Linked DNA regions of Homo sapiens: regions 2 and 3 are each linked to region 1. Evidence: chromatin contacts called from ENCODE Hi-C or POLR2A ChIA-PET data. All regions are on one chromosome and are shown on one strand. The core of a region is the stretch at or near the end of the contact, and the rest is flanking DNA. Distances in the headings are between cores, read along the strand shown.

Region 1 (4,677 bases), core at 893-3,392:
CCTGAGGTCAGGAGTTCAAGACCAGCCTGGCCAACATGGTGAAACCCCGTCTCAACTAAAACTACAAAAAAATTGGCTGGGTGTGGTGGCGGGCACCTGTAATCCCAGCTACTTCAGGAGGCTGAGGCAGGAGAATCGCTTGAACCCGGGAGACGGAGGTTGCAGTGAGCCGAGATCGCAACATTGAACTCCAGCCTGGGCAACAAGAGCAAAACTCTCTCAAAAAAAGAGAAAAAGAAAAAGAAAAAAAGAATGAACTGGATTTATGGCAGATTTCAGAAAGCTGCATAAGAAAGAGATGGCATTTAAGGAATTGAAGAATAAGTAGAATTTCTACAAAGACAGCAAGGAAGGCCTTCCTTGTTTCTTCTTTGTAGGAAGAAATGATAAAAGCAAACACCAAGGCTGACAGGCATATAGCATGTTCAGAAACTGGACGTCTAATTAACGACTAGTTTGGCTAAAAAATAGGATATGTGGAAAAAAGTAATACTTGTTTAATAAAAGGAAAAAAGAAAGAATCATATTGGGGGCCGGGTGCGGTGGCTCACGCCTGTAATCCCAGCACTTTGAGAGGCCGAGGTGGGTGGATCACGAGGTCAGGAGATCGAGACCATCCTGGCTAACATGGTGAAACCCCGTCTCTATTAAAAATACAAAAAAATTAGCCGGGCGTGGCGGCGGGCGCCTGTAGTCCCAGCTACTCAGGAGGCTGAGGCAGGAGAACGGCATGAACCCGGGAGGCGGAGCTTGCAGTGAGCTGAGATTGCGCCACTGCACTCCAGCCTGGGCGACAGAGCGAGACTCCGTCTAAAAAAAAAAAAAAAGAATCATATTGATTTTACTGGAGCCACCGTCAGACTCAAATTCTGAAGGAAAAATCTGAAGCCTCCCTAAATAATATAAAATTTATTAAATGCCTCCCTAAATAATTTACATTTTATTCTGAAGCCGATCGAGAGTCACTGCGTATTTCTGAGGAAGGAATAACCAAAAAAAGAAAGTCATAAGATCTTTGGCTTTAAAAGTAATATGGAGGCAAGTGACTGGAAGGGTGCCAGGCTGAGGACAAGTCCAGTTTGGAAGTTATTGCTATAGTGCAAGTAAGAAGAGGAAAGACGAGCATATTTAGCAGACAGGTAGTGGGAATGAAAAAGGGGAGAACTAAATTTGAGATGCTGAAGAGATAGAATCAACAGTTGGGAGGAAAGTTAGCCTCAGAAATATAAGTTTACAAGTCATTCCCTTGAAACACCCTGAGTTTACCAGTGAAAGTGAATAAGAACACCAAGTAAGAAACTGCACCAAATTTCATCTTTAACTACTAAAGTCGAATGTTGATTTCAAAAACGAAAAGACTTAATTTTCAAATACTGCATTTAAGAGAACATAATAAAAGATCGTCTTTTACTATAAAGCAATGCACCCACACACCTGTTCTGATGAGAATCTCACCCCACTTCAAACAGTCCTTGTGTTCTTACTAGCCTTACCAAGGGCAGCCTTTCCATTTCTTTAAGTTCCTGCGGCTTCTTGAGCTCCAGGTGCTGGTCGGGTGCATCTGTGCCTACCACAGGGCTCAACACCGAGCGAGAGCTCATGGGATGTTCACTGAAGGAATGACGGGCCCCAGCCGGGCCCACCCGTCACTAGCTCCGCACGCACCAGGCGCTGAGGCACACACTGCCGTCTTCATTCGCTTGACACACCCCTCTCCTCGGGCCTTTTTTCCTCCTCCACCCAGTACATTCCGCACGTCGTCCGTCGGAGTTACAACGTGTCACCTCATCTGCTCCCACCCCTACTTAGCTAGCACTGTATTTCAGGTCTTCGATACCGTCCCCTTCACCCCTACAGACTTCACATCAGCCCCCTCGCATGCCTCCTCTTCCTCCTCCTCCAGGAGCTTCCCGGGCCGCCCCGCAGCCGCTAGCCTCCTGGTTCCCGCCCCTCCCCAGGTGCGCTGAGGACTCACCTCCCGCGCAGCTCGACCGGCTGAGCCCACCACCGGGGGCCGCGGTTCAGCTCCGCCGGGCGCCCCAGGCTGCCGAGTCCGCTGGGTCCTACGCGACCGCTGACCCGCAGCGCCGCCGGCTCCCGTCGCCGTAGCCACCGCCAGCTCGGTGCAGCCCAGGCGTTTCCGGGTTCCCGCGGTCCCGTCCCCCAAATGCTCCGGCTTCCGCCTCGGCTCTGGCAAATGCCGTTCCCGGCTCGGCTCTGGCAGCCCCAGCTCGGCACTTGGCAGCTCTGTCCCTAAGGCGACGCACCTGGGCTGCTCTGCTGGCAGCCCCTGGTTCCTGCTTCACCGTCGCGTGGAGGCCTGGGGCACTGCTTTCTGCTACACCTCTCCTAGGAGCGCGAAACAGATGGAGTGACACTCGTCGAGGGCCTCTGCGGGACTGTCTGTTTGCAGAGGGTGCCAAGGTGTCCACTGCGTAAGGAAGGGCAAAGTCCTTTGGGGCAAAGAACCCTGAGAGGAACGGGGAGATGGATTTTGAAAGCAAACGAACCCTCTCCTAAAAGTGACTGTCACTGACCTGAAAACAACCAGATTAGCTATGGCAAAGGCTGCCAACCAACCAGTGGTCTGCAAGAAGGCTTGTTCTTCCACTTCACCCACCCTGACTGAGATCTTGAGACTGAAGGAAACCCAAAGCCGTACCACCAATGGGCCTAGTGTCATCAACCGGGAGAGGAAAAAGAAAACTGGGCCCAGAGGATTGCAGAGTTATGAGGGACCAACCCCTTCCTGGCTGCATGGATCACAGCATTACCTTTTAAAAGTGTTCCAGTAGCTGTGTTGGAAACCCTCTAACCACGGCAGCCCATTCAGGTGATGAACAGGCTGAAATCAGTACTTCAGGTTCAGCTGGATTATCAAATAAGCGAATAGGATTATCTCTTTTTGTTAACTCAGGGCTGCTATAAATTAAGCCTATGTCTCTTTATATTGCAAATGATTAAAACCATGTCCAAGAGAGACATACTTAGAAAAAAAGTGATATTGAAGAAAAATAAGTAACTGTATTAGAGTAGAATAACTGGTTTTAAAATTTTCTGCAATACAGTCTTGAGAAAATTCCTGGATGGTAAAATACATATTAGATCTTAATACATGCCCAGTTTTTTTTGAAACCAAAATGTGCCTGTTAGATGATGATAACAGCATGCCTCGTTTTATTGTGATTTGCTTTATTGCTCTTCACAGACATTGCTTTTGTTTTTTTGTTTTTTTTTTTTACAAATTGAAGGTTTGTGGCAACCTTGCCTCAAGCACATCTATTGGTGCCATTTTTCCAACAGCATGTGCTCACTTTGTGTCTCTGTGTCACATAATATTCAATAATTTTTGCAATATTTAAATTTGTTCATCATTATTATATCTGGTATAGTGCTTTGTGATCAATGATCTTTGATGTTACTATGGTAATTGTTTTGGGGTGCTGATATGGTTTGGCTGTGTCCCCACCCAAATCTCAACTTGAACTGTATCTCCCAGAATTCCCACGTGTTGAGGGAGAGACCTAGGGGGAGATAATTGAATCATGGGGGCCAGTCTTTCCTGTGCTATTCTCATGATAGTGAATAAGTCTCATGAAATCCGATGGGTTTATCTGGGGTTTCTGATTTTGCTTCTTCCTCATTTTTCTCTTGCTGCAGCCATGTAAGCAAGTACCTTTCACCTCCCGCCATGATTCTGAGGCCTCCCCCGCCATGTGGAACTGTAGGTCCAATTAAACTTCTTTTTCTTCCCAGTCTCGGGTATGTCTTTATCAGCACCATGAAAATGGACTAATACAGGTGCCATGTACTGCACTCATATAGAAAGGCAAACTTAATTAATAAATGTTATGTGTGTTCTGACTACTCCACCAACTGCCCATTTCCCCACACTTCTCCCCCTTGGGCCTCCCTATTTCCCAATAAACAGCAATATTGAAATTAGGCCAATTATTAACCCTACAATGGCTTTGAAGGAAATCAAAATATTTTACCCCAAAATATACTACTTTGACATATTTTGAGATGACTGTTTAGAGGGCCTGCAATCAGAAGTAGCCTTTGCAGGCCAGATGTGGTGGCTCACGCTTGTAATCCCAAGACTTTGGGAGGCTGAGGCCAGCGGATTGCTTGAGCCCAGGAGATCGCGACCAGCCTGAGCAACATATTGAGATCCCATCACTACAAAAAATAAAAATTTAAACATGTACCAGTCATAATGGTACATGCCTTTAGTCCTAGCTACTCATGAGGGAGGCTGAGGTGGGACGATCACTTGATCCCAGGAGTTCAAGGCCACATTAAGCCATGATCATGCTACTGTACTCCAGCCTGGCTGATAGAGCAAGACCCTGTCTCAAAAAAAAAAAAAAAAAAAAAGTAGCCCAGTAGCCCTGCAAAACTGTCTCTTGTAGGGCAGATTTGCATCTGTGGAGAATCTGCATTAATGTAGCCAGGCTTTCTCTGAGGCCCTTCCTTGTCCAGATCTAGGAAAGATTTACTGAGATTCTGACACTTTTAAAGGTCTGAAAGAAACTTCCACCATCTATTCTCTCTGAGGGCTGCTACCCACCTTTGTTAGTCAGGCCTCTGCTTCTGTCCCTCCCGTAACTTGTTTTGCCACTATAACCTGATTTACCACCATAATCTATTTTTGGCCATGCTTGGAGCTCTCAT
Region 2 (4,677 bases), core at 1,472-3,971, 210 kb before region 1:
TTCAGTATAGCTTTTATTTCTGCAGAACTAAAAGTAGTGCATAAAAATAAAAGTGGGATGAGCATATCTTTTTAATTTGCTATGCAGTAAAAAGTATCTCAGTCAACATATAGGAAACCAGTGCCATTTCTGTATCATTTGACACCGAAGGGGTATTGTTTTTTGTTTTGTTTTGTTTTTCTTTTGAAGAAAGACTTTTATGTCTTTTATTCTATTCTTCCGATTTGGGGTTTAAATTACCCCCAATAAGTTTGCAGAATATTCTGATTACTACTGCTTAGGTGATATATTTCATATGAGAACTATCTTTACACAATGGGAAAAAATATGGTAACCACTTCATTCATCAGAGAAGTTGTGTTTTGTTTACTTGTATTTTGTTTGCTAAATGAAATTGGTTATTTAGACTCATGGCATGCTTTTTCTCAAATGGAGATTTAAAAGTCATTTCCAATGTCCTTCTAACTTCTGGCCAATTCCCAGTAGGCTATAGAATAAACAGTTTTCATATAATAGTCTCTAGTGTCTCCACTGTTGATTGGTTTACAGAAACGACGGTGGTGGTGGTGTTGATGGTGGGGTGTGTGCGTGTGTGTGTGTGTGTGTGTGTGTGTGTGTGTATGAAAAATGACAACTGGCACAAAACAAACCTAAAAATCAGAAGTACATTTTAATTCCTAGTTAAAAACATTAACTTTTTATTCATAAAATACATATTTAATAATAGAAAAAAGAAAAGGGAATAATTAGCACTTAAAATGAACAATTTTTCTTAGCTATTTTAGTAACTTAAATATTTAAGGTATTAAAAGATTGAAACTGTGGGCCGGGGTCATGCCTGTAATCCCAGCACTTTGGGAGACTGAGGTGGGTGGATCACCCGAGGTCAGGAGTTTGAGACCAGCCTGGCCAACATAGTGAAACCCCATCTCTACTAAAAAATACAAAAATTAGCTGGGTGTGGTGGTGGGTGCCTGTAGTCCCAGCTACTTGGGAGGCTGAGGCAGGAGAATTGCTTGAACCTGGGAGGTGAAGGTTGCAGTGAGCCCAGATCACACCACTGCACTCCAGCCTGGGCAACAGAGCAAGACTCTGTCTCAAAAAAAAAGATTGAAACTGTGGGGAAATGTAGCAGAAGTCATATGAGACTGACTGGAATCAGAGTTTAAGGTCCAGGGGAAAGACATTTGGTGTCCACCAACATTCCCCACCTCTCCTTAGAAACAGTCTCTGTTTTGTGAGACCAAGTGGTTCAAGTTAGGATGTAGCCATAACTTTCTAATATAAATCTCAAAATATGGAGAAGAATGACCCATTAACATTTGGCAAGTGTACAGTCTGTTATTTAAGAGTTTTCCTTGCATAGACACACAGACACACACACATCCATCCACCCAACCTTACCTGGAAGATTTCCACATAAAGGAGTATCGGTGTTCACAACAGTGTAGTACTGGCATAAAGACAGACATAAAGACCAATGGAATAGAATAGAGGCCCAGAAATAAACCCTCACATATATGGTCAAATGTTTTTCTGACAAGGGTGCCAAGACAATTCACACTCTTGTGAAAGGGGAAAGAACAGTCTTTTCAGCAAGTGGTGCTGGGAACACTAGAATGAAGAATACAAAAGAATGAAGTTGGACCCTGCTATGGTCTGAATGTTGTGTCCCCCCCATTAATTCATACATTGAAACCTAATCCCCAAGGTGATGGTATTAAGAAGTGGGGCTTTTGGGAGATAATTAGATCATAAGGACATTGCCTTCATAAATGGGATTAGTGTCCTTATAAAAGAGGCCCTGAAGGAGCTTGTTTCACCTGTGAGGATACAGGGAGAAAGTACTACCTATGAGGAATACACCCTTGCCAAACACCAAATCTGCTGGTGCCTTGATCTTGGACTTCCCAGCCTCCAGAACTATGAGCAATAAATTCTGTCATTTAGAAATTGTCCAGTCTCGGCTGGGTGCAGTGGCTTATCCCTGTAATCCCAGCATTTTGGAGGCTGAGGCTGGTGGACTGCTTAAGCTCAGGAGTTTGAGACCAGCCTAGGCAACATAGTGAAACTCCAACTCTATCAAAAATAAAAAATAAAAAATTAGTTGGGCATGGTGGTGCATGCCTGTAGTCCCAGCTACTCAGGAGGCTGAGGTCAGAGGACCACTTGAGCCCAGGAGGTGGAGGTTGTGGTGCGTGATCACACCACTGCACTCCAGCCTGGTGACAGAGTGAGACTCTGTCTCAAAAAAAAAAAAAAAAAAAAAGGAATTACCCATTCTATCTCAGATGTAAGGATGGATCAACATACACAAATCTATAAATGTGATACACCACATTAACAGACTAAAAGACACAAATCATTTGATCATTTCAATAGATGTAAAAAAAAGCATTTGACACAATTCAGCATCCTTTCATTTAAAAAACTGAGCAAATTAGGTATAGAAGGAATGTACCTCAACACAAGAAAGACCAGATGTGACAAACCCACAGCCAACATTATACTCAATGGTGAAGAGTTGAAAGCTTTTTCTATAAGATCAGGAACAAGACAAGGATGCTGTATTAATCTGTTCTCTCACTGCTATAAAGATACTACCAAAAGAGGCTTAATTGACTCACAGTTCTGCATGACTGGAGAGGCCTCAGGAAACTTACAGCAGAAGACAAAGGGGAAGCAAAGCTTGTCTTACATGGCAGCAGGCAAGAGAGAGAGCAAGAAGGGGGAAGCACCAGACACTTATCAAACAACCAGATCTTGTGAGAACTCACTATCACGACAACAGCATGGGGGAAACCACCCCCATGATCCAATCACCTCCCTCCAAGTCCCTCCCTTGATATGTGGGGATTACAATTTGAATTACAATTTGATATGAGATTTGGGTGGGGACACAGCCAAACCATATCAGATGCCCACACCTGTCACTTCTACTCAATATAGTACTGTAAGTTTTAGCCAGAGCAATTAGGAAAGATAAAGAAATAAAAGGCATACAAATTGGAAAGGAAAATGTTAAATTGTCCCTGTTTACAGATTACATGATCTTATATATTAAAAAAAAAACTCTAATGACTCCACCAAAAAAAAAAAGTTAAGACTAATAAAGTCAGTAAAGTTGCAGGATATAAAATTAACATACAAAAATCATTGTGTTTCTATACACTAACAACAAACTATCCAAAAAGGAAATAAAAAATATTTTACAATAGCTAGAAAGAAAAAAAAATACTTAGAAATAAATTCAACTAGAGGTGAAAGATCTGTCCACTGCAAACTATAAAACATTGATGAAAAAAATTGAAGACATAAATAAATGAAAAGATATCCCATGTTCATAGATTGGAAGAATTAATATTGTTAAAGTGTCCATACTACCCAAAGTGATCTACAGATTCAATGAAATCTCTATCAAAATCCTAATGACTGTTTTCACAGAAATAGAATAAACAATCCTAAAGTTCCACAAAAGACTTCAAATAGCCAAAGCAATCTTGAGCAAAAAGAACAAAGCTGGGGTGTTGACACTACCTGACTTCAAAATATACCACACCGCTACAGTAATCAAACAGCATGATAAGGCTGGACACAGTGACCCACGCCTATAATCACAACACTTTGGGAGGCTGAGGCAGAAGGATTGCTTGAGCCCAGGAATTCAAGACCAGCCTGGGCAACACAGGCAGAACCTGTCTCTGCAAAAAATGTTTTAAATGCTGGGTATGGTGGCGTGTGCCTGTGGCCCCAGCTACTCAGGAGACTGAGGTGGGAGAATTGCTTGGGCCTGGGAGGTCGAGGCTGCAAAGAGTTCTGATTGTACCACTGCACTCTAGCCTGGGCAACACAGTGAGATCCTGCCTCAAAAAAGGCTGCAAGAAAACAGCATGATAGCCAGGTGCAGAGGCACATGCCTATAGTCCCAGCTACTAGGGAGGCTAAGGCAGGAGGATTGCTGGAGCCCAGGAGTTCAATGCCAGCCTGGGCAACATAGTGAGACCCTGTCTCTAAAAATACAAATAAGTAAAACAGTATGGTACTGGCATAAAAACAGACGCAGACCGATAGAACAGAATAGAGAGCCCAGAAATAAATTCACACATTTATGGTCAATTGGTTTTTTGTTTGTTTTGAGACAGGGTCTCCCTTTGTCACCCAGGCTGAAGTGCAGTGATGCTATCATAGCTTACTGCAGCCTTGAGCTCTTGGGCTCAAAGGATCCTCCTGCCTCACCCTCCTGAGTAGCTAAGATTACAGGTGTGCCCCATTATGCCCAGCTAATTAAAACTTTTTTTTTTTTTTGTAGAGGCAGGGGCTTGCTATGTTGCCCAGGTTGGTTTCAAACTCCTGACCTCAAGCAATCCACACATCTCAGCCTCGTAATGTGCTTGGATTACAGGCATAAGCCAATATGCCCAGCCAACAGTCAACTGATTTTTGACAAAGGTGCCAAGAACACACAATCAGCAAACAACACTCTCTTCACTCAATGGTGTTGGGACAACTGGATATCCATATACAGAGGAATAAAACTAATACTTCATGCTACATTAAAAAATAAACTACAAATGAATTAAAGACTTAAATATAAGACCTAAAACTATAAAACTACTAGAAGAAACCATAGAAGAAAAGCTCCATGACATTCATCTGGGCAATAATTTTTTGGATACA
Region 3 (4,677 bases), core at 770-3,269, 160 kb after region 1:
TATGTAAGACTTAGAGTATGTCAGGGGCACACTTGGTTCTCTTGCTGAGGCACACTCCTGCACCCATTTGCAGTGTTCTTCCTTTCTAATAAACTTTCCTTTTTCAAACCTAAAAAAAAAAAGAATATATGTTTTATTGTTACCTCTTAAAACCACGAATTGTGTTCAGAAAACTCCACTGGTTTTCATCACACCTGGAGTAAAATCCAGAGCCCTTGGTGTGGCTTGCAAGTCTCTACACAATCTGGTTCTACTTCTCCCTCTGACCTCATCACCCACCACTCTTTCCTTTTCTTTCTTTAAACTTTTATTTCTTATTTTTAAAATTTTCTCTGTGAGTCTAGCAAATGATCCCATTCTCACTGTACTCCAAGCAGGCTGGCCATGTTGCTATTCCTTGAATGTAACAAACATGCTCTTGCTGTTTTCTCATTCTGGAATAATCTTTTCCCCATATTTCTACATAGCTCACCTTTTCAATTGATTCAGATCTTTGCTCATATTAACTCCTCAGGTGATTACATATTATTGTGATTTGTATGGGTATATAGTTGGCAAAAGATAATGTTAAAAATTTACCAACGCTTGGGCAGAAATGGTGGCTCACACCTGTAATCCTAGCAGTTCGGGGAGCTGAGCTGGGCAGAATGCCTGAGCTCAGGAGTTGGAGACCAGCCTGGGCAACATGGTGGAACTTGGTCTCTACAAAAATACAAAAATTAGCTGGGCTTGGTGGCGCATGCCTGTAGTCCCAGCTACTTGGGGGACTGAGGTGGGAGGATTGCACCTGTGGTCCCAGCTACTTGTGGGGCTGAGGTGGGAGAATCACTTGAGCTTGGGAGATAGAGGCTACAGGGAGCTGTGTTTATGCCACTGCACTCCATCCTGTGTGACAGAGTGAGACCCTATCTCAGAAAAAAAAAAAAAAAAAAGAAAGAAAGAAATTTACCAACCCTCCAAGACTAGCCAACTATTGGACCATTGTCATTTATATAAAACAAACACAACCATTTTAGATTTGATGAGGCACTTTCAAACTCTTTGGCCCATCTATTAGCAAAAGGGAATGTTATATTACCTAGAAAAAGAACGTAGCTGGGCACAGAGGGTCGTGCCTGTAATCCCAGCACTTTGGGAGGTTGAGGTGGGAGGATAGCTTGAGTCCAGGAGTTTGAGACCAACCTGGGCAATATAGTGAGACCTTGTCTATGAAAAAAAGAAAACCTAAACATATAAGGAACTTTCACTTTTGTAACACCAAACTGCCTTTGTAGAATATCTCAGGATTAAACAAATTCGAACAGTGCCAGTTATTAACCCCTTTGGATATGGACTAATTAAGAAGATATGAGACAATCAGAAAAGGTCTTATTAAGATTTCTCGGTTTATACATAAACTCAGATAATAAAACCTCTCTCGTAATACAACTTTGGAGCACTCAATTCTGTTGAGTTATCTCCTCTTTTATTAATGCCAGATCTAGTCACTCTGACTGGGTAATGCTAACTATGGAATTCTGTACAGTGTACGTGTGAATATATGCACTGTATATATATGTGAGGCATGCCTATATGGTGTTAAGCCTTTATCCTTAATGTCTCTCATTTGTGGAAATAATATTCCTTCTTTTATTTGACACTTATTTTCCCCTGGGATTTCCCCAGTGGTATCAACTCTGAACTAGGCAGGCTTCACAGCAGACCAAGTATGACATTGTTTTAATTAACGCCACTCTGAAATATTTGGCTGTGAGTACTTGATAAGGGAAGGCTTCATAAGTATTTCAGGAGGTCTCATTCTCCCGCCTTAAGACCCTTACTACTCTTCTAGGAATTGGGGGAGGAATACAGTGAACTGTCTATGTCCTCACTCTTCAGTGGTAATACTTTATGGGTAGTGCTTCAGGGATGAGTGTGTGGAAAGATTCTAGTTACCTCCCCCTTTCCTTCCAGCAGTCAGACAGAAAGGAAAACGTGGGTGGCCATATAGGGAGATAAACTTGCTCTTCCATGCCCTCAGTTACACGTAACACTTAAAATTTCTTGGCATCTACTGCCACCGTGTGGTTATTTACATTTACTGACTTTAATGTGTTTCCCTTTTAAGGCTGGTCCGAAACAAAAATACAAGGAATTCTAGTTTGTTTTAGTATCCTTCAGCCTCAGATTGTTCCCAAGTCCCTCTAGGTTCTCTGTGCTCTTACACTGACGAGAAGATTCCACTACTAAATACTTTCTTCTTCTCTTATGTTACGCTCTACTAAAGCATGCTGCTGATACTCCAGTGACTTTCAGAGTTTTTGATGAACCAGTTTGAGGCAGAAAGATTCTAAAATGGGCTCCATATGTCCCTGTCCCTGATATTATGGCTTATGTAATCCCTTCACAGGAGTGTGGATGAGACCTGTGACTAGCTTTTAACCAACAGAATATGGCTGAGGTGATGGGATGTCACACTGCAATTACACTGGACAGTATTGTAACTTCTGTATTGCTAACAGACTCTCTTTTTTAGTTTTATTTTTTAATTTTTGTGGGTATAGTAGGTGTATATATTTATGGGGTACATGAGATGTTTTGATTACAGGCATGAAATGTGATATAACCACATCATGGAGAATAGGGTATCCATCCCCTCAAGCATTTATTCTTTGAGTAACAAACAATCCATTTACACTCTTTGAGTTATTTTAAGATGTGCAATTAAGTTATTATTAACTATAGTCACTCTGTTGTGCGATAGCACAACAGATAAATGATAAAATAGGTAAATGATAAAATAGGTCTTATTCATTCTTTCTATTTTCTTGTACCCATTAACCATTCCCACCTTCTCCCTGCCCCACACACTATCCTTCCCAACCTCTGGTAACTGTCCTTTTACTTTCTATGTCCATGAGTTCAACTGTTTTAATTTTTATATCACACAAATAAGTGAGAACATGCAGTGTTTGTCTTTGTGTGCCTGGCTTATTTCACTTAGTAAAATGATCTCCGGTTCCATCTGTGTTGTAGTAAGTGATGGGATCTTATTCTTTTTATGGCTGAATAGTATTCCATTGTGTATATGTATAACATATTCTTTATCCATTCATCTGTTGGTGGACACTTAGTTTGTCCAAATCTTAGCTATTGTAAACAGTGCTGCAGCAAACATAGGGGTGCAGATATCTCTTCAATATACTGACTTCATTTCTTTTGGGTATACCCAGCAATGGGATTGCTGGATCATATAGTAACTCAATTTTTAGTTTTTTGAGGAACCACCAAACTGTTCTCCATAGTGGTTGCGCTAATTTACATGCTAGCAGACTCTCTTGATCGCCTTCTGGGTTTGCATGCATGAAGCAAGCAGCCATGCTAGGGAGACTCAGTGAAAAGAAACTGAGGGTGGCTGCTGGCTGTCAGCTGCAAGAAATTGAGGCTCTCAGTCCAACAAAACACAGGGAATTGTAACAACCACATGAACTTGGAAGCAGATCATCCTCTTCGGTTGAGCTTTCAGATGAGATCACAGCCTTGGCCAACACCTTGATTGCAGCCTGATGAGAGACCTTGAAGGAGAGGACCCAGTTAAGCTATGCCCAGATTCTGTGAGCTTATACAGACAGTCCTTGACTTACTATGGTTCAACTTATGATTTTTGTGACTTCATGATGGGACAAAGGACGTTAAGTATTCAGGAGAAACTGTATTTTGAATTTTGATATTTTCACAGGCTAGTGATATACAGTACAATATTCTCTCTCCATGCTGGGCAGTGGCAGCAAGCCACAGCTCCCAGTCAGCCACACAATCAGAAGGGTAAACAACTGGGTACTCTACAGTGTACTGTGTTTCCAGATGATTTGGCCTGATAGTGGGCTAATGTAAGTGTTCCAAGCATGTTTAAGGTAGGCTAGGCTAAACTATGATGTTCGGTAAGTTAGATATATTTAATGCATTTTTGACTTACAATATTTTCAACTTATGGTGGGCTTATTGAGATGTAACCCCATTGTAAGTTGAGGAGCATCTGTAAATGTGAACTGTTTTCAGCCATTAAATGTGTGGTAATTTGTTACACAGCAATAATTAATACACAGTTCTTTGGTTTTACTTACATCATTCCCCTCTTCCTAGGACTGCAATATAAGTCCTTGGAGACTGTTTTTGGCAATAAATATAATTGTCAAACACCATTCTTTGTTCAGAATTGTCCCTTCTCTCCCACCAAGGCTCTGTTACTGAATCAGCTTGTGCCTGATTTCTTTAAAATAAGTTCTCTTTCAGGAGCTATCTCAACTCCTCATACAAAGAAAGTTTTGTGGGGCCTGCATATATAATCTGCATTCTTAATTTAAAAAAATGTTTCATTTGCGTGGAACACCTGTCTAAGAGCATCACAGTGGTGCCAAAAGGCAGGGGTGGAGAAAGGGATTTACTCTTCTCATCACAGATATTCAACTTGATCCCAAAATAAAACCAGGAGTTTTTAAAAGACGTAAAACTCAATAAATGGTATTGGATGGACAGTTGTGCTATGTCAATGGCATGCTTCTGAGAAACCAGTTTTAATAAGGAGGTTAATATAAAAGAGGTTAACCTAGAGTGATTATTTATGGACCAAGCTGCTCCTAGTAATTACCATTTGTTTTTCTCATGAAACATTATTTAGTTTATTCATTTTAGAGTTTG

The links. A loop is a pair of places that touch in the nucleus more often than their neighbours do. ChIA-PET counts read pairs that join two places held with the same protein, here RNA polymerase II (POLR2A). Pooled maps may share reads with other maps.
Region 2: a pooled map shows a loop between it and region 1 (1.9-fold over the local background). The contact joins the enhancer-like site here to the promoter of SLC35A3 in region 1. A Hi-C loop is called at or near these places in 1 of 50 pooled maps. POLR2A ChIA-PET finds 5 or more read pairs at or near these places in 2 of 52 experiments (PC-3 and WTC11).
Region 3: a map of gastrocnemius medialis shows a loop between it and region 1 (2.6-fold over the local background). The contact joins the enhancer-like site here to the promoter of SLC35A3 in region 1. A Hi-C loop is called at or near these places in 7 of 168 maps with a recorded cell type or tissue (IMR-90, K562, MCF 10A and 4 more), 5 of 37 single-sample maps with no recorded cell type and 21 of 50 pooled maps. POLR2A ChIA-PET finds 5 or more read pairs at or near these places in 5 of 52 experiments (GM12878, HEK293T, K562 and 2 more).

Annotation. Positions count from the first base shown.
Region 1 is chr1:99,967,461-99,972,137 of GRCh38, reverse strand. It overlaps SLC35A3 (solute carrier family 35 member A3), which reads right to left and starts at 2,142. Exons shown (of 8, transcript NM_012243.3): 1 at 1,976-2,142. The region is part of intron 1 of LOC124904230 (a long non-coding RNA gene); the gene reads left to right. RefSeq lists enhancers at 1,693-1,782, 2,503-2,552, 2,613-2,662 and a silencer at 1,903-2,102.
Region 2 is chr1:100,182,760-100,187,436 of GRCh38, reverse strand. It overlaps DBT (dihydrolipoamide branched chain transacylase E2), which reads left to right. Exons shown (of 11, transcript NM_001918.5): 11 at 1-518. Among named protein-coding and RNA genes, the nearest start is that of LRRC39, 6.8 kb to the right of the region's middle. Within about 2 kb of position 2,721, at least 2 of the 41 ENCODE cell types and tissues checked have a DNase peak (open chromatin) inside an H3K27ac peak, as active enhancers do.
Region 3 is chr1:99,806,218-99,810,894 of GRCh38, reverse strand. No RefSeq gene overlaps it. Among named protein-coding and RNA genes, the nearest start is that of AGL, 42 kb to the left of the region's middle. RefSeq lists an enhancer at 1,121-1,621. Within about 2 kb of position 2,019, at least 4 of the 41 ENCODE cell types and tissues checked have a DNase peak (open chromatin) inside an H3K27ac peak, as active enhancers do; they include GM12878 and gastrocnemius medialis, where a contact is called at or near this core.